2 separate regions of the Mus musculus genome follow, and region 2 is linked to region 1. Evidence: chromatin loops called from intact Hi-C (ENCODE). Cell type or tissue: left cerebral cortex. All regions are shown on one strand. Links, peaks and the distances in the headings refer to the core of each region. The heading gives the core; the rest is flanking DNA.

What was found. Hi-C counts contacts between places; a loop is a spot of excess contacts. Peaks named below come from ENCODE experiments on the same cell type or tissue, not always from the same donor. Only the 100,000 strongest peaks of a DNase experiment are listed, where the experiment ranks them.
Region 2: it touches region 1 in a loop (7-fold over the local background); 2 of 42 quality-filtered maps call a loop at or near these places.

The regions. Positions count from the first base shown.
Region 1 is chr3:123,343,685-123,354,060 of GRCm38, reverse strand. Sec24d (Sec24 related gene family, member D (S. cerevisiae)) reads right to left here. Exons shown (of 23, transcript NM_027135.2): 13 at 10,144-10,237; 14 at 4,036-4,152; 15 at 3,191-3,361; 16 at 575-671; 17 at 340-485. Among named protein-coding and RNA genes, the nearest start is that of Mettl14, 37 kb to the left of the region's middle. In left cerebral cortex, for the core only: a CTCF peak has its summit at 7,251 (motif pointing right); a DNase peak (open chromatin) is centred at 5,462.
Region 2 is chr3:123,293,052-123,303,427 of GRCm38, reverse strand. It overlaps Sec24d (Sec24 related gene family, member D (S. cerevisiae)), which reads right to left. Exons shown (of 23, transcript NM_027135.2): 5 at 9,575-9,850; 6 at 9,136-9,269; 7 at 3,760-3,871. Among named protein-coding and RNA genes, the nearest start is that of Sec24d, 31 kb to the right of the region's middle. In left cerebral cortex, for the core only: no CTCF peak of the experiment used is centred there; a DNase peak (open chromatin) is centred at 4,930.

The DNA of each region.
Region 1 (10,376 bases), core at 1,317-9,316:
GTTTTCTGACTTGGCTGTCTGGCAGTGGACAGCCAATTGGTGTGCTCTTGCATAGGGAAGAACGTGGAGGTAGTACCTTTAAAAGGGCAAATTAACTAAAATGAACTAACTAGGGGAGGGTCACCTGACTACAAGAACCTTGGACACAGCCACGTCACAGAGGGCAGTTTGTTGCTGCCTGACCCTTCACCTTGGTGGCCAGGCCATTGACCGCTGTGCCACATAAGTAGCACCTATTTACTGACCTACGGGCAAGTCACGCGCGAGTACTCTAAGGACTCCTGCTTGGGAGAAAGAGTTCTGTTAGGAAGAGAGGTGCACGCTTGGCGGCTTAGTCACCTGGATCAGGGCCCCGACATCTTCACTGAGCTTGTCATCGTGCTTGAACTCCACTGTCACGGCTTTATCGCAGTCGATGGCCGCCATTTCCACATCTGTGGTGTTGTTCATGAATATTCCACCAAAGAAATCAGTGGCCCTGAAACCTACAGCAGAGGGACAAAGGAAGATTTGCCTCTTCTTCTACGACACAGTAACTGTGCAGAAGACGTGAAATGGTGTGTGTGAGGATTACCTGTGCTGGTCCGAACCCTCATGATAGCATCGAAGCCTATTTTCTTCTCAATATCATTCCGGAGGTCGGTCAGAAACCTTTGGCTATCTGAATGTATCTACAAGACAAAGTGTGATCAGTGGCCACCAGGTGGCAGTAAAAGACTCCAAATAATGCTACTTTTAACTCATTTTTTTTTATCACTTTTTATATTTTGATTTAGCATACTTACAGGGATATCTTATGTACATATATGACCTTATGAAAGTACATAATCTTTGGCAGTGTGACTCTTAAGTTTTAATAAATAAAGCCCTTACCTATTTATTCACTTCATAACCTTTGGATGGGAAGATTATTCATTTATTTTGCAAATGAAGCAATAGCATAAGCGAGTCACTCAAGGGTCTAGTGTTAGACACAGGGAACAATGCGTGGTTTAACATATTCAGTGAAGCTGCAGAAAGACGCCGTAAAGGTGGTGGTGTAGGTGAGGGGGGTGTCTTTTATTTGACCATATTCATAGTCTGAAGCTCAGAGTTCATACAGAGTCTAGAGAATAAAACACTTCCCTTGGACTTCTTGACTCCTCTTTTAAAGCATATTTACGAAAGCTGCTCACTGCCCACACCTAAGCAATACTAATGGAGTCCTGGATCATGTGCTACTGAGCTGAGATTCACCTAAAACATGACTTTGCTGACAAGCAGCAGCCAATGATGTGCCTCTGACCTGGTCAGATAGACTTTTATAAGATTCTCAACACTTCTGCTTGACAGGCACAGAGAGGTGCGCGCGCGCACATGCACACACACACACAGATACACACAGATACACACAGACTCTTGTTCTCAATCCCCCAAACAAAGAGAAGAGGAAAGGAAACAGGCATCACAGACAGTACTCATAAAAGATACTTCAGGTACACACCAGATGCCTGCCTGTGTTGTTCACACCCGGCAATATTACTTAATGGAAGATGCTATTACAATTTTTACTTTTAAAGCTAATACGCAAATGCTAAGATATGGTTCAGTCTACAACAAAGCACATAAAAGCTCATATCCAAAATAACACTAACACTGATTATAAAATCTTATATTCCTTATTGCCAGAGGTCTCTCCTATTAGACTATGACAGCACGTCTTTTTTAATAGCACGATGAAATCAATAGTATGCTTTGGTATATTGACAAACAAGTAAAGGGCTTATATCCAAAGTTATATAGAACTAGCACACTACTGAAACATAAGGGGATGAAATCAATAGCGGTGACATCAGTGCCCTTGCCAACACTGCCCTGGACCGCTCTGCACCTAACTCATTCAGGGACGATAGCTTCACCCATGTGGGACTCCAGAGCTACCCCAGCCAGGACTTTAAGGTTTCTGATCAAGTGTATATTCCTCACCGGAGAATGAGCTGAGACACTTGCACTGTGCCTCAAATACTCAGAATTCTGCCCAGACGAATGTTGGATTTTTTCATTATGACCTTATATTCAAGTGTATCTGTAGACATATATTTATCTAGAAGTCTTCAAAGGGTTCTTAAAGCTTTTTGAAAAAATGTATTTCATTCTCAATCTTTGGTCTTACTTCAATCTTAGTTAACTTCTAATACAAATATACAACTGGCTGTTGCTTTATCACTCATAAGCAAAAACAGGCTGAGCATTTGTCATGGTAGGGAAACACCCCTCTATGATCAGTTGCCCTGTGACCTGGTCGGGCCCCTCCTCAGGAGAAGGCAATGCCCATTCTCTGTGTCTAAATTTAGTAAGACGTCAAGGCACAACTGTCCACAGGAAAAGCTTGTGACTGTGCCTATCCTAAACTGGGGTGTGTGCCTTTGCCAAATTCAGGGGAGGCATATTAGTCCAATGTGGAAGAGTAGAGGGTATAATCAGCTGAACCTGCCTGAGATTTCATCAAATGAAAACAAACATGCAGTTATGTTTTCAAATATTATCTTAGGTATCTCTAATATAAAGTAGACTTTCCCCTACAGCAAGTACACGACTTGGCTAATGTGAGCTCAATGTGTGCCTAAAATCAGTGGGAAGCCAATCAACCCCATGTGGTTTTACATTGCTTGAATTTACTTTTGCTAGTTGTCCACAATAGGACACAACTTTCTTACCCCATGATCTAAGCATCAAACTTAAACTGGGTTGGGGAGATGGCTCAGCCCTTAAAAACACTTCTGTGGAAGCCTATGGACTTGAGCTTGGTCCTGAGACTCATGTAAACAGGAGACAGACACACAACAACAATTGGGTGTGGTAGCTCAAAGCAGTAATCCACAAACTCCTAGGGTAAGACAGGAGGCACAGACAGAAGCCACCAGAAAGCTTGCCAGGCAAGCCAGCCTAGGTCAGTGCCCAGTGCCCGAGTAATAGAAACAACAAGATTCGACCCCAGCTAGATGCAGGAGAGAACTGACTCCTGAAAGTCCTGCCTTGCCCATCTGAAGCAACACATGTGTGCACACATATACTCAAGCCCCACCACACAAACACACACACACGGGGCTGGGTGAGAGACAGCACCAGAGAAAGACAGGGAGAAAGACAGAGACAGACTCAAGACTCAAACCGGAAAGGAACTGAGAGGGACAGGCGGCTTGCCGCTTACCTGGAAAACGTTGTATTTGTAAAGAGTTCCTCCCGTGAGCAGAGGAACCAGACCCAAGGAAGCCACATCCACAAACTGACTGGGGAAGAGGAACAGAGTCACTGAGCAGCTGTTGGCCACACAGTCTTTGGCCAGAGATTCGTAGACAGCTGTTTGGGGCTGGAAAAGTATCTAAAGAAAACGATGAAAGAAAATAAAAAGAAAAGCCAACAATGTATTAAAAACCATTTAATACAATATTTTTTCTATTAAAATTTAAGTTTCTATTAATTTTTTTAATTAGGAATTTTAAATGAGAAAAATATGGAATTTTTTCCCTCTGCATAGGTAGACTGGGCAAATGAAATAAAACAGTTGCTTGCCTTCAGGTTATTTGATACTCCAGTAGCCTTACTGGAGCTGTCCCTACCCCTGTTGTCAATCTACTGTCCTGCATGCAGCTCTATAGGTTGGATGGTGTTGTGTGACAGAGGTGTGTGCATTCAGTCAGAAGCATCTTCCGTCAGAGGCTGTTCATGGCGGCCGTCCTGTCTCAGGTTGGAGCAAAGGCTTCTTTCAGCACTGGGTGCCTTTGCTTCATGACGAGTGTCTCGTCCTCTGGTGAGTGAGGTCACAGGGCACCTGTCTTCCCTCTCCACTTCATACAACCCCCACCTCCATTTCCCTAACAGTCTCATAGATCACACATGGAAGATGTCATTTGATCATCTATAGGTATGTCAGATATCAGCTGCTTTAGCAACATGAAATCCTTCAGTGTTTTACCGTTGAAAATACTCATGAAGGGGGAGACCCCTTCTAGCATAGCTTCAGCAATACCTCCAAGGCTAGCTGTCCCCACGTACCTTCTCTTTGTCTGTGTTCACCAGCTTTTTGTCGTCTCTGTTCTTGAGCTTCCCCGGTGCTTCGGCAGTAGGCAAAGAGGAATGGAAGATGAAGAGCTTCCCCGGGCACTCTGCTGCCTGCAGAAGCACACACAACGCTGTGGGTTAAGATTCTGTTCGAAGAGCATCATAAACATGTGAAAAATGGCACCTCGTTCCAGTCAGCAAGGTAACAACGGAAACAGAGAAACAAAGTACTGTTGGGGAAGAGGACAAAGGGGACCTCTAGTACGTTGTTAGGAGGAATACAGATCAGCCAGTCAGTGTGGAGAAGAGTGTGTGTGGAGCTCCTCCAGGAACTGAAGCGGAACCACCATGCAGGGATGAGTGTTCTGAGTAACGCTGCCTGGAGACCGCTTTTACAAACCGGACTTCACCCAACCCGTAACCAAGCTAATAACGAGCTTGAAGGTCACTTATGACCACATAGTCAACCTGCTTACAGAATTAAGTGACCTTTGATGAAAACAGTGCAACCAATCTGATGAACTCCCTGACATACGTGCTCTGTTTCTCCTTGGTGACCCATGCATGCCATAGACTTGGACAACATATGTGTGGGTAAGATGTGGTGACCTCACCTACTGCCTTTCACTGGAAGCAGAGAGATACTGAAATCAACAAATAGAGTTATAGAAAACAACAACATGGGAACAGAGACCAATAACATAGGATTGTGGCTTTGTGTGCTATTCTGGGTCAGTTCCTCTCTTGTAAGACTCCTATAAAGACCGATTAAGTTCCTCTGTCCCTTTTGTTACCGTATTTGCTGTGTTGTTCAGCATGTAGAGAACGGTCTTTGTTCAAAGAGACCTGATGAGGCCAGGATTCTTCAAATCCAATCAGGCTCACTCTTGAGTAAACAGGGCCAAGGGTTAGTTTCTTTTCTTAACTGTGACACTGTCTCGCCTTATAACAAAGATATAATACTTCTGGATATACAGACAAAGTCCCCCTAAGGCCACCACAGCGATACCTATCAGTCTAGGTGTTCATCAGTAGGTGACAAAGGACATGGAATACACACACAATGGGATTTACTCTGCCATAAAGCAGAATAATGAAATCACTTGCAGGGCAATGGACTAAAGTGGAGATTATCATACTGAGTTAAATATGGCAGACTCAGAAGGACAACACGTTTCCTCTCACCTTTGGCTCCTGTGTTTTATATACACACATGTGCATATGACCTGCTAGCAGAACAGATACCAGAGAAGGGAAAGAAACTAAGGTGAGAGAGGGAAGAGGGGATGCTGGGAAAATTCCACCCGTTCAGGACTGTGTGCAGTGAGTATACACCAGGCAAGCATTGCCAACTGCCTACTGCTTTTTAGTCTGTTTAAAATGTTCTTCAGCGCTAAAACCACCACGAAAGCAACAGCTGGCATTTGTACCCAAACTGTCACCACCATCTTTTTCCTCAAATGTAAATGACCTTCCCCTTCTGTTTCTGCTTTCGAGACAGTGTCTGTCTTTTACTGTAAAAACGAACGAGAAAAATCTCATCAGACGGAGACTTCCTGTGTTAATTGGATCAAACTAAAAATATTTCTCACACTCACACGGAGCTCTCAAAAATATAAAGTAAGATATTTCTTGTCTGAGCCACCCGATTTTCCTAAAGAACTCACTGAGTTTCTTGTACTCATGGTGTCTAATCACAGAACTCCTACATTTGTACCGTAGGTGTTAAGATCACAGGTTCTAGTTCCTACAGGCTAGGGTTAGAATCTTAGCTAGGAATCTTAGCCACTGTGTTAGCTTAGTGGCTTTAGGAAAACCACTTAGCTTCTCTGTGCTTCATTCATACCGTTCGTGAGTTAGTAGACATAGTCATAGAAAACAAGAGTTGGAAGACTTTGATGGCTCAGTTAATCATAATAGGCATACTTGATTGTCCTACTCAGGGCCCATTAAAAAAAAAGTCAGCACTGTAAAAATATAAAGTGCCTGGGGCTATGGAGATGACTCAAAAGATAAGGTACTTGCTATTCAAATTTGAGGACCTTAGCCCAGATCCCCAACCCCCATTAAAAAATAAAACTTGTAGGTACGGTGGAGGCAGGTACGGTGGAGGCAGGTACGGTGGAGGCAGGTACGGTGGAGGCCTATAATTCCAGTATTCAACTGGGAGAAAGAGAAGAACAGCCAGAATTGGCAAGGTTCCAGCTCAGGACAGACCCGACCTTAAGGGAAAAAAAGAACAATCTAGGAGGATTCCTGAGGTCAACTTCCGGTGTAGACACACACACACACTCACCAAAAACACACCACTACACTACACACATACTCACACATATGCACACACACACTTAAATGCACACCTGCACATATGTACCCATACACACGCTCACATTTGTATACATATCCCACAATACATACACAGGCAAAAAAAAAAACCTTACAGAAATACAACACACACACATATGTAAAGACATATACCGTAGCTGTATTTACTAGTTCTTATTCAGTTGTTTCATTTTGAAGCTACACTTTCACTGACTACAGACTTAGAAAGTATTTTATATCTGGCAAAGGGTTTTACACCCCTACAAAGTTTGATGTCTCTGCCAAAATTTGATTGTGCTTACAAGAGGGACTCATCCGAAATGAGATGAATGGCATTAATCCTTCCGATTTCAGTAGAAATCGATTATGAGGGGCAGGTCTCAAGAACTCTGTGCAAAGTTCACCTCCAATATAATAAGCAGTCTTCCTTCTGAGAGACCAACATTAGTATTATTAGCTAATGTCAGCCAGCTGCCTCCTTCACGGTCTCCCCACTCCCCATTCATGACACTGTCTCCCACCCTCTTGTAAGCTACAAGCTTCTGTAAATGAAAGACTTCCTGAAGACAAGATAGTTCCATTTCCCACGTTGGGCCCCTGTCTTTCCCTCATTAAGTGTTCCATATTGTCTGTGATTGGAGTGTCGAGATAGAGCTTAAAATTGAATTTTGGTATTAATTGTGGATTATCTAAAGGTGGATTTAACTCCTTTACTCAGACTATGATAGTTTCCAGAAATAATCATTGACACCCATGTATCTACAACTTTTTGCCCAACTCGTTTTAAAAAGTTTACTTATTTTTATTCTATGTTTGAGTGTTTTGCTTACATCATATGCGTGCAGCACCCATGGAGGCCAGAAGAGGGCATAGGATCCCCTGGAGTTACAGGTGGTTGTGACCCACCATGGAAGTGCTGGGAACTGAACCTGTGTCCTCACAAGAGTAACAAGTGTTCTTAAGCACTCAAGCATCTCTCCAGCACACCTCCGGCCCAACTGACAGTAAAGGAGTCAGCTGGTTGGTTAATACTACTAATGTTGGTCTCCCAGAAAATTGATTTATGCATGTGTCAGAGACTGAAGGAAATAATAGGGTTCATGGGAGGGGGGAAGGCTGGGCTTAGAAAATGCTATGCACATAGCACAACAGAAAAACATAAAGCCTTTAGTTGAGTATTTCAAGGATAATTGAGAATACATACAGGACTTTCCACACAGTTGCTGTTTATCTTTGTGACAAATTTACCTGTGTGGGTTTTTTTTTTTTTTTTTTGCTAATTTTTATCTGTTCTATTTGATTTATGAAGTTTATTATATTCATATATATTCTATATATGTGTGAATTACATATACCTCATATATAATAAGTATAGAATATATATTTGTGGTATATAATAATTAATAATTGTATATGTATATATGCGTATAAAATGTTTACTTGGTATCTATCTATCTGAATGAGAGGAAACGTGTACATCAGATGGGGCCCAGCTCTGAGATGCCTTCACTTAGATGCAGTAAAGCCGGTTTCCATTCTGATGCTTCTTCGGTTTCCACTCCCTGCCCATCACGGATGGGATCTCATCTCTGCCCTCTGTGATACACAATATCCTGACCTGCTGACCATACCATAGTCCTGACCTTTCCCAAGTTACCCTTGGCTTCCCCACTCCCTGCTTTTACTACCAGAAGAACTGTGTCTTCTATTACAGAATGAAGTCTCCCGTGCCACCCTTCATGAAACGTAGGCGCAGGACAGGGGCCTCTAAACCATCCTGGAAACCACAAGCACTTAATGATTTATTTTATTGGTTGAGAAGGATGAATGAGTGAGTGAAAGCCTCTTCAACACCAGTTTCTCCTTTGCACATCCTCAAACGTGTTAGCTTTTGTCCCAGGAGTAACGGCTACAGGTGAGAATTTTAGAGGCTTCTTATGAAAATTATACTAATTTAAGTCTGATTTTCAGCTCCTTAAGACCTGACTTTGAATTCATGAAGTAAGGTGAACTGCTATGTTTAGATACTAAGTGTTTTCTCATTTAAAACGTCAGCATTTCTATATTGGCTAGTTGTATGTCAACTTGATACAAGCTAGAGTTATCTGGAAGGAGGGCACTTTAAGAAGAATCTTCCATAAGACCCAGCTGTAGGATATTTTCTTAAGTGACTGATGGGAGAGGGTCCAGTCTATTGTAGGTGGGGCCATCCCAGGTCTGGTAGTTCTAGGTTCTATGAGAAAGCAGACTGAGCAAGCCATGATGACCAAGCCACTCAGCAGCACCCTCCATGGCCTCTGCCTGAGCTCAGGCCTCCAGGTTCCTGCCCTGTTTGAGTTCCTGTCCTGACTTCCTTTGATGATGAGCAGTGATATGGAAGAGTAAGCCGAATAAACCCTCTCCTCCCCAAGTTGCTTTGGTCACAGTGTTTCATCACAGGAATGATAACACTGAGGCAGTTCTCATATACCTCAGTATTAATATAATATTAATATACATTAACATAACAATAAACATGAATAAAACAATGTAAGTAATGTACATGATACACAGACACATGAACTACAGTGAACCAGACTCGTGAATGGATAGCAGAGAACACTTTATGCTATAGTTATTATGTTATAGTAAGCAACGCACAAGCAACTTCAATATTATTATTGTTATGGACATTATATTTTAGGCAAATAGTAGCTTTTTGTCATTCACCTCAGACATGAGCACATACATAAAATGCGGCTTCCAGTCTTATTTAAAGTAGTAGAATGATGCTCAGAGTGCTTTATGAATTGAGATGTGTGGAGAGATTTACTTATGGCCTTCTCCTCACTGGAGGAGAGACTGTCACTGACAACAAAACACACATCTTCAAAGTGGATGAAAATCCACATAGGTCTGCATGGTTGTGTGATGTGGAATACCACAATCCCCAAAGCTTGCAGTGGGACGGGTTCTAATTGCAAGCCATGTGAGATGTGGAATATACTGTGAGTTTTCCATTAAATCTCCAACCAGTCTGACAGTTGGAAAACAGCAAGTGCCCCTGGTGCCACACCTGAACACTCAGAAATCAGAAACCGAGACAAGAATCAGGCTCTAGGGTCCTACTATACAATTAGATGCAACATTCACGTGAGACCCATTCACCAGCCTAGACCACCACTGTCCCTGTTTGCTTGGATTGTTCCTGTCACTCATTCCATCTTAAAAGTTGGTGTGGACTTAATTTTAACAACAGAGTTTTAAAACTGACTTCGGGCATGAGCTGTCAAGGCCAACACTGCCATCTTCGGTCCTATGAAGACAAAATGTCGTTTGAGCTCAGCCTTCCCAATGGGCAAAGGACAACTTCTCCCATTACTTAACACCAGTCAATAAGGCCATGTGCATCAGTCACTTCCCTGACACAAACTGTCCCCAGGCCTTGCCTTTGTGAGTTCGAAAACCCCAAGGAGAGGACACTATGGGAATTTTCCTCCTCATATCGTACAGTTCCGATTTGACTGAACCAACTTTAAAAACAGACCATAAAAAGTTCATCTAAAAGCCAAAGGGAGGGGCTGAGCTGAAATCCAGACAACATCGGCTGTTCTGATGCTGACAGTGCCTGGGTCTAAACACAGAGAGTGCTTGTGGCTTGGGTTCCCTTCCTCCTAAAAACTGGGAAGGTTTAGAAACCCTAACAACCTATGGCTTTGATGAAAGCTCTACTGCATAGACGAAACCTCCTCTTTAAGTCTCACTGTTACAAACGTTATCAAGTAGGTCACTGCTCACCTTCAGGGCCTCCATGCCGGCCTGGATGACCGGGGCAAAGACTGTCTCGTTTTCATTAGAGTCAGCAAACATCTCAGGAATCTGGTCCAATAAACTGAGGAAAACACGGGGAAAGGGTTTTAGTGCTCAGCAAGCCTGTCATAAATGTCAGAAAATAAATCACTGATGTTTCAAGCCTCAACACATACAGGATTTACTTGATAAACAGCATGTGTGGGTAACTGCTACCCACA
Region 2 (10,376 bases), core at 1,561-9,560, 51 kb after region 1:
CCTCTGCTTTAGTTCCCGAATCTAGGTTCCTACTCTACTCGAGTTCCTGCTCTGAATTCCCTCAGTGATGGACTGTGATATTGTGATATAGAAGGGTAAGCCAGCTAAACCCGTTCATGCCCAAATTGGTTTTGGTCATGGACTTTATCATTGCAATAGCAAGCAAACTAAGATACTGAAGGAAAACCTCAAGGGATAGGGGGCAGCAAAGCACAGGTGATATGAAGAAAGGGGATGGTGGGGAGGGAAGTTCAAGCAGACAAGAGGATGGAGTGGAGGAGGAAATTAACATTACAGATGTTTAGGGAAATAATATTGAAAAACCCCTGTTTTATAAAGTTCATATTTTTCACGTGAAATAATTTAATTGTATAAGTCCCCTACATGAAAAACATTCCTCCCAAAGCCATAGGTTGACAAATAAGTCCAGTGCCTATTGTCATTGCCCTTGGTTCCCACCAGAACTTGATGGTAAGCTCCTATTGTTGAATACATCATATACTTTGCTTACAAATATGGAGAAATCAAGATGGTACTGAGTGGGAAGCTCCCTCCCTATTGGCCAGCTTCACAGAACCAGAAGGTACTCTTTAGGGTGCTTGGTGGAGGGGTGGGGGATGTTATCAACAGTCTTACCTGACTGTGGATCCACTGAGCTACTGTAACAAATGGCAAGGCACAATAGACTCATTGTTGCAATAGTGGCATGAATGTTATAGGGGCAGACAACTGCTTTCTTCTTGGACTCAAGGCCTAATTCACAGGAGGAAATGCATGCCTGGCACTGTGACTATGGTCAAAAACCCATGTTTAGGGATCTCATAGGCCCTGGGTTAAGTCTATGACTATCATTTTGCCAAATGCCCTCTAAATTTAGATCTCTATATTCATACATTAGTGCAGCTCTTAGACCTCATCAGAGAAGTTTCTTGGTGCAACAGATGGCAGCCAACACAGAGACTCACCACTGTGCAAATGCAGAGAATAAGTGACTGGATTGCTCAGCCACAGATAGGACAACTGTTCACACCTGTGCCCCCAACCCAAGGCTCAGGAGACACTGCAGAAGAGGGGGAAGAAAAATTGTACGCGTCGCAATTGGGTTGTGAGGATCTAAGTGTCACAGTGATTTTCTGGCCATGACAGACCACTGCACTCATGGACTCACAGCAGTGGTGGCTGCCTGTACGTGACCCACACATGAGCGATCATCTCAATGTTCAAGCATGGGGAACAAAGACCCTGCCCTTAACTGAGGGGCTATTGACAGTTGATGGCTTGTGGGTGAAGGAGAGTCAGTTTTCTTTAAGGTGGTGGCTCTGGCAGGTCTACCACACTCCAGTGAATGCTCTATGTGCATAATGGCAGCACAAATCATGTTAGGTCATTTGGGGAAGGGGGACAGGAATTTGGGAAAGATGCAAAGGTGTGGCTGGATCTGAGAAGTTGATGAATATATGATCGAAATAGTATGCATACATGAACTGCCCAAAGGATTAATAAAAAAATGTTTATTGACAATCCACTATGTAGGCACTGTTTAAATTTTTTTTACTGGTACTAGAGTTAGCACCTGGAGCCTGACAAGCATTTAGGGCCTGACATGCTAGGTAAGCACTCTGCTACTGAGTTATAGACATCCCTAGCCTTCTCCGTTGTGTTTTGAGGCTGTGTTACTAAATTGCCCAGGCTGGCCTTGAATTTACTGTAGGTCAGACAAGCCTTGAACTTGACATCTTTTTGCCTCATCCTCCTGGGGAACTGATATCGAAGGCCTTAACTACCAGCCAAAGTACTGATCTAAAACATTTAGACTTATATATAACCTATTAGCACCTGAGAATATAATCAATGTTTATTGATTATCTACTTCATTTTTGGCACTGCCCCAGGTTTTTCTGTAGACTACAGAGTTTATGTTTAGGAAGGGGTCATGGATAAGAGAAACAAAAAGCACAACTTTATTATTTGGGTCACTGGAACATGATAGACACTATGAAAAATAGCCTCTTTGATTAAGGAGTACCCAAGAGTAGGAGGCAGGTGGAAATTTTAAATATTTGCAGGGTCAACTTCAATATTAAGGTAACATTTGATCAGGCACACAGGAGACAAGGAGCTCACTCAGGCAAACCTACACAGGAAGCCTAGCAGCGAAGGAGCAGGGACTGTTTACATAGGGGTGCTAAGGCAGGGTTCAGAGGAGGAACAGGGTCAGATCATGTAGACTCTTGAAGCTCACTAAGTCCTTGAGGTCTTACAAATAAAATGGGGCATCACTGCTGGGGCTGGGAAGAGGAGTATCATGACCTGGCTTGGTCCCTGGCTCTGGTGTGGGGAACCAGAGTCAGGGAAGCCCTGGAGGAGGCTGCTGCAGGGGCCCAGAGAGAAACAGTAGTGTCTCTGACAAGCCCCTTGGAGATAGAGCACAAGGGATAGAATCTGGGCACATGTTGATGTAATAACCTAGCTGTTCGCAGGAATGATGCATGTGCTATGCAGATGTGAGTCTGAGGAGCGAGAAGAATGTGAAACCCCTATCCCTGAAAACTGAAAGGCTGCAAAGGAAAGGAACCAGTGTTTAGGGCTGTGTGGGAGGAGATCGTAATTGGGTTAGAAGATGTCTAGTTTGGAAAATGTATTAGGCAGTCTGTCATACATCAAGTCTGAGTAGATGGTTAGATGGGAATTGAATCCAGACTGGCTATGTCCCTTTAGGAGCTCTGAGCAAAGATGGTATATGGAAGTAGGCTAAGTCCCTACAGCAATGACTGTGGCCAAACAAAGATAAACAAGGACTACCTAAGCCCAGAGCCCTCTAACATAAAGCGCCCAGAGGAAGCTGAGAAAGTGTCCTAAAGAGTGAGTAGGGCTGAGGGGAGTGAGTGGGGCTGAGGGGAGGGAGTGGGGCTGAGGGGAGTTAGTGGGGCTGAGGGCAGGTTGAAGGCATCTGCCTTCAAGCTTGACAACCTCAGTTAAGAGCCCAGGACGCACAGGACAGTAGACACTCCTACAACCACACATGTGCTCTATGGCATACACACATACACATACAAACACATGTACATGTATACGCATGTATGCACACACATACATTCATATATACACACATGTATGCATACACACATGCATATATACATACATGCACACACATATGCAAAAATACATGAACACACATGCATATACACACATACATGTATACACATGCATATACACACATACATGTATACACATGCACATACACACACACACATATACACACACACATATACACACACAAAGGAAGGAAGAAAGGGTAAAACAAAAACATTTTAAAAGGACTGAGAGGCCAGGACACTAGTTGTGAAACCACCAAGAACCAAAATGTTAGGCGAATTGTTGAAAACAATGTCCTCATGCTACAGTGGTGAGCTGGCTGGCAGAGTTTAGCCCCTCAGTTCCACTCATGATGCCCAGCGTGCTACACAAAGTCAGCCCTAGTAAGGGACTGATTACCTTAAACTATAAATCACAATTTGAATTAAAGTAAAAACAGCTACATTGCATTGTTCAGCACATGAAGTTCTCTGGGTTACTATAGCAGAGAGCATAACTCTATTGACAGCACCTTTGGGGTTCTTGGGAGGCTAATAGGAAACTGATCTCTTCTCTCTACAATAGTATTGATGACTGGAGTCAGGGTATCCGTTTTTTTAAAACAGTAAGACATTTTAAACATTCTCCCCCTTCCCCCCAAAAGAAGTGAATGAAAATAAATACCTTGGTCTTGAATCACACACTCGGTGGTGACCAGTGGAGGTACCTGGCCCCTGGTATTGGTCGTATAGACTTGTCCACCTCTGGTGGCCCTGTCATTCTCGATCACTTGAATCTGACAAACAAGATGTTAAGAGGGAATTAAACTCAGTAACAACTCTTCCCGAATGCAGTTGAAGGGTACAGTGGCTTGTTCCTATTCCCTCTTCCTCCTCCCTCTTCAGAGAAAGAAGAAAAAAGAAAGAGGAAGGGGGGATGGAGAGAAAGAGAGAAAGGAGAAAAGAGAAGGGTCCTTTACAAATCCTTTTATTTTTCCTCAGAGAAATCAATCTAGCATGTCTTCAGTCTTATCTCCATTTACTTTTACAATTTGAGACCAACATTTATCAAATTTCCAAATTCTATTTTGTAATACTCTTAGCTCAGACCCTGGCCTTTCAGAGATCCTCATTTCATAATGTTTTATCTTATTTATTATAACCATGGATGAGCATTTGGAAAATACTTTAGAAAGAAAAGAAATTGGAAACATTTTTTTTAAGAAAATACTTTTTGCAATCAAAAGAAAAATTCTAAAAAGCATTAAACAGAGAAGAAATTATATATAGTATCTGAGCTAAAGCTGCCTACCTTCCACTAAGAATTCTACTAGGAACAAGAATTCCTCAGCTTGCCTTTTAAGTTCCCCGCCCCACCCATGCAGGGAATCTAAGGTATTGTGGAGTGTCTATTGCCATCCAACATAAAAACATATTTACTTCTCTACTAATAACAGCTGCTGATGAAGACCAGAACAGATTTCTTTTTAATTTTTGTTTCTTTTTGTAATAACTGTCCAGGGTTTAAAAAAAAAAAGTACAAGCAAAATTAAACAGAATGAATGTAGGGTACCAAGAAGTAACCCCGGGGACTGTCGTCCTCCATCCCTCACCCCCTAGAGAAAAGAGGTGGGGGGGGGCGGAGAAAGCAACAACAGAGATAAACCCAAAGGTGAGCCTAAGAAGGCAGCCACAGAGAGCATCTAGGCTGGAATAAAAAACAAAAAGATACACACAGTTCCCCATCGTTGATACAAACGCCAACTTTGAACCAACGCCGAAGTGTTCCTCCCCTGCTCCAGTCTCAACCAGCACAGATGGTGCAGGCGGCGGCGTGGGTTCCAAGAACACTGGCAACCGACCAAGCCTGAATTTAAACCTGTATCTGTCTGCCGTCTGGCATCCTCAGAGTTTGAGTAGTGACAAACACAAAGATATAGGATGTGTTCCAGACATCACTACCACAGCAAGACACAGACAAGATGCTCCCACAAAAAGGAAGTGTGCAGATACATCAAATCACTGTAATCAAGTTCTGTATTTAACCACAGGCTAATTGGGCTACTCAAAGGAAGAGTAACGTGTATATTACTAAATGTTAGCATTTGGCATAATCATCCCAACCAACAAAGTCTAAGGTGGCCACTGTCATGACACAGTCGTGTGCCCGGAACACTGAACCTACACAGTCACTAATCAGTAGACCATAGTCCCACAAACCTTATTTCAAACTATCCGTTTATGACTGGCAAAGCCCTGTCCCCAAAGAAACAATGTTATAAATAGTCATTATTAATTAAACCCACATCTCCTCAAAATAAGACACAGGAAACTATAAGACATATCAAATAGTTCTAGCCACCGTTAAAAATAGCTTTTGGTTTACCCCAAATGCACACTCTTGAAAAACAGCATCCGAAATGGGACAATAAGCAAAAACTCCAACAGTGACTGGGCTGTGACCTGCGTGTGTGGGCTCAGAGGTACCACAGTGACATGCAATGATGTCAGAGCGCCCTCGGAAGACACAGATCTCTCTCTCTCCCCCTCAGACGTGCCACGGGCATCATTCCCGTGAGTGTTGTGGAACCATAAAACATAATCAGGAGAGAACACAAAGGAAGCGCTGCTCTTGGGAGAAACGTATCAGGAGAAGCAACTTAAGATGCTGGCCAGTTAGCGGTGCTGCTCCAGGTAGACCTGTTTGAATCGTGCATGGTGAAAGGAAAGGGAAGGACACAACCTCTGAATAATGCTCCTGCAAGGCAGAAGAGGGTGAGAGAGACCTTCAGTAGTGCAGCTTCCGGCACGCCATAATGTGGCAAAGACCACCAGTCAAAGGTCTACTGTCCTAGGTGCCTCACTCGGGATTGCAGAATGACATCTTTCTTTCCACAAAAAAAAGAGTTTATTTCATTAACAAAATGTGTTGTTTTCATCCTAGGAAAATAAGCAGGCTCCATCTGGCATCATGTTATCTCTTCAAGATAAAATACATGGAGCTGGTTTGCACATAAGCACTTGCGAGGTTCGTGATGAACCAGGGCACCTGCTTCTTATTAATATTCGCCCCCATTCGCTGAGCATCAACAGCAGGTCCTGTTTAGTAGTAAAGACAGCAGGGGACAAACTAGAGGTTCAAGTCTAGAAGAAAGGTGGCAGATAAATAAAGGTACAAATAACGTGCCCTCTGCCAGGACATGAAGGGGCACGATACTCCAGCCCCAGTATCACTCCAGGGATACTGAGTGGGTAGTAAAGACAGGGAAAAAAGGACCACATGAGTTGGGCTTTGCATATGCCTAGGACAGGAGAATGTATACAGGTAATAGAAAAGTCACGAGTCCAGCTGAGGCCCAAACGAGGCATGTTTGAAGAGCTAGCCCGACTAAAACAGAGGCACAGGGCAAGGAGAGGCCACATCGGAGGCATTAGTATTTGTGTGCACTTGTAGTGAGGGGAGCTGGAGTCAGGAGTGGCCAACAATGAAGCATTGTGTGAGGAATGGTAAGAATGTTGACTGTGAGCTATGAAGGAGTGCTGGTGAGCTTTGGATCTGCTCTGACTTAAGTTGGATGGAGAGCCGGGCACAGCGACTTCCCGGCTAGTTAGGAGGTTCTCAGAGTCTCAGGCAGCCGGATGGTGGAGGCGTGCACCGGGGAGAGCTGATGAACAGAGACAGAATTAATCAGAGGACGAAAGGAAGGTATAAGAGTCCATGATGAGTCTGCAGTTTTGCAGGTAAGGAGCTGGCAGACAGGACAGGGCTGGGTTTCAGGGGAGAGGTCTTTCTGAGGATCCACAGTTTTGCTGGAAGCCCTGAGAATGAGAGCACCATGAGTAATGGCCCCTCATCAGGGTGCCCACCATCACAGTCTGAGTGCAGCTCAAGAATGAGAATTCTGAAAATGCTCTCAGTTGATGTCAGCTGCCTGCTCTTGGGGATGAATTGACTAAATATCCATGACAAATAGAGACTAAATGTCCACAAAGAAAAGGTCATTCCAAAGACTAAGCACCCTACCACTAAGTGAGGAGAGGTATCAGGCAATAACAAGAACCTCACACATACATATATACACATGCACACACATATACATACACATATATGCACATAGCACACACATACACAAACACATATACATATATATATACCCACACGTAAATACATATAAAGACATGTATGCACATACATATACACATACCACATACAGACACATATGAACATATACACAAACAAACACATACACATATATATGTATATGTATGTATATGTATGTATGTATGTATATATATATGTGTATATATATATATATATATATACATATATATATATATATACCACACACATACACTCATACATACAACCCCCTACACACACAAACCCACACAAAGTATAATCAAACACACATAGACATATTCATGCACACACAAACACCTGTATACAACAAATACAAACACATACACATGCACACACAGAGACATTTCCATTCACAAACACACCCCGAATGCTCACATACAGCACACAAATACAAAGACACAAACACGAAGGTACATGCAAATTCACCTGCAAACACAAACACATGGTTAAGAGATGAAGTCAAAGAAAAGTGTTAGGTGTGAAAGACCTGGTGGAGAGAGCAGTTGCTTTGGCTTTCAAAGGCAATGAGGTACAAAGGTGGGAGGCAGGAGATGGAAATGCAATGCTCTCAGGGGTATTTGGTGGTCACATGACCTGTGATCAGATCTGGGAAAGGGTAGGGGAAGGTAGAAACCTGGGAGACCAGGGAACTGGGAAGTTCATCTGCAAGGATACTGAAGGTAGCTGAGATTGTAACAGGAACAGACCTGGTGAGGACAAGAGTTGGGGAGGGGAGGTGACCTGAAATCACGCAGGCACTTAAAATCAGCCCAGGGAAACAAGGTCCTAGCCCTAACCATCCACTAACTGTGTTTTAGTAAACACACTCGGTCACTGGCGGCAGCAATTTAACAGAAGAAAGGCTTATCCGGCTGCCTCAGAGGACTCAGCCCATGGCTGCTTGGCCCCATGCGTTTGGGCAGAGCCTCCTGGTGGAGGAGTAGCCGGCACGGCATGTATGCAGCATTTTGTGTTTGTGTTTGTGTCTGTACACCTCACAGCAGACAGCAAGCAGAGGGCACGGCAGAAAGGGGCCATGTATTACTTCTTCTGTTGCTGTGATAAAACACCCTGAGTAAGGCGATTTATAAAACTAAGAGTTTATTTACTCTTATGGTTCCAGATGGTTAGAGTCCATAAGCAAGTCTACAGCAAGAATAGCGTGGCAGAATGTGGCAGGCATCACGGTAGGCACAGGAAGCTGAAAGCTCACTTCTTGAACCACAAAGCACAAAGCCGAGAGAGTAGACTGCAGTAGGAAAAGGACTTCAGCTGGCTAAGCCCACTCCCAGTCTACAATTCCTTCAATAAGGCCACACCTTCTACGCCTCCACAAACAGTGCTATCAGTGGGGGACCAAGTATTCAAACAGATAATCCTCTAGGGAACATTCTCCTTCAAACTACCACAGGCTAGGAACAAAATACCCCCAAAGGCTGACTTCCTCCAGGTAGGTCATACCTCAGAAAGTTTTCAGAACCTTCCAAAAAACAACTGACTGGGAACAAAGCACCTTGAATATCTTTCATATTCAAACCATAAGAAATGCTAAGCTATTAACATAGTAACAAAAGGTACCAAGAGCTGCTAAAGTTGAGTTTTCAATGTATTATAAAGTTTGTTATAAACATTTGATACTTTCTCACAAATCTTCAAGTTTATAGAAGTATAAAAAGAGCCCAAATTCTTCATCCTTCTCTGTATCTGTCCCCACTTTCCATGTGGCTTACCGGGTCCCTGATCAGAAGGCCGAGCCCTCCCTCTTAGCCCTCAGAATGCTCTGAGCCCGAGGATGAAGTACAGGTGAGAAAAGAAGGCTCCTCCCGTGGCCAGTGTCCCAGACCTTCTACAGGCCCTGGAGGACTCAATGCTAACAAATGGAAGAGCAGAGCATCTGTGTGGGACACAGAGGACACTCACAGGGCTGGGGATGGAGTCCGGATCCAGCTTCCTCTGGAGCTGTGGTGCCGGCCCAGCCATCTGGGCAGGACCTCCAGGGAACCCTCCTGGGTAAGACATCTGTGCACCTCCCATCTGCGGTCCATAGTTGGTTGCTTGAAAAAAAGAAAGAAAGAAAGAAAAAGGAAAAAAAAAAAAAAGAATAAATGACAGTGTCCAGACCCAGGTGTAAGAGTCACTGACAATATCATACTGCTGAATCAAGCCTGCCACCAAGTTTGTCTTGTTAAATAAAGCAGGAAGCTAAGAGGGAGTTCTTACACTCCCGTTTAACTTGCCCTTCTGATGCTATCCAGAGCCTACTATCTTTGCAGTTGACACAGAAACAAATCTGACTTCCTCTAAGCACACCCCCAGGTGATTTCCACCCCCACCCCCGGCTTCACCCTGTCCACCTTACCTTGCTGTGGAGGGTAGCCAGGACCCAGGGTCTGGCCTGGTGGAGGTGGGGGCTGATACTGGGCGTTCAGAGGAGCTGGCCCAGGAAGGCCATCTTGCCTGTGAGTTGGTGGAGACATAGGAGAGGCACCAGGGCCGTTCAGGGCAGTGGGGGGTGGCGGCGGAACCTGATGTCCTGGCTGCAGAATAGATGGCTGTGCAGGTTGTGGAGGCCCCTGGAAGGCGCCTGCTGACTGGGGGCCAGGCGGACCCTGGCTCTGAGGAGTCGCGCCCACACCTGTGGGAGAGAGAAGACCACGGCTCAGAGCCACGTTTCTCAGAGGTCTGATGCCTACAAAGCATATGACAGAGATGTTTAATTTCCATACACAAACCAAAAGGGCATGTTTAAGGATTGCATATTCATGTATATATGGTGACCACAAATTAAAATTATCCCACAGAAAGTGATATAAATATTACTTGGAGCCATCTTTTTTTCCAAATAGAATGTTTTAGAAGAGCATAAAAGCAACACTTCTAGTTTTAGTAAGGAATTTCTGTTTTAAAAAGATTTAGTATTTGTGTATGAACATGTGCTTAGTGCCTGCAGATGTACACACATGTGTGTACATGTGTGCTTGGCATTGAATGAAGGTCAGAAAGAGTTAAAATTATAGACAGTTGTGAACAGCCAAGTGGGTTGGGGTAACCGAACTTGGCTTCACTCTAAGAGCAGAAAGTGCTCTTAACCCCTGAGCCATCTCTCCGACCCCACTGAGAGACTTCTTAACAACACACATTTTAACCCAAGTGCATTAACC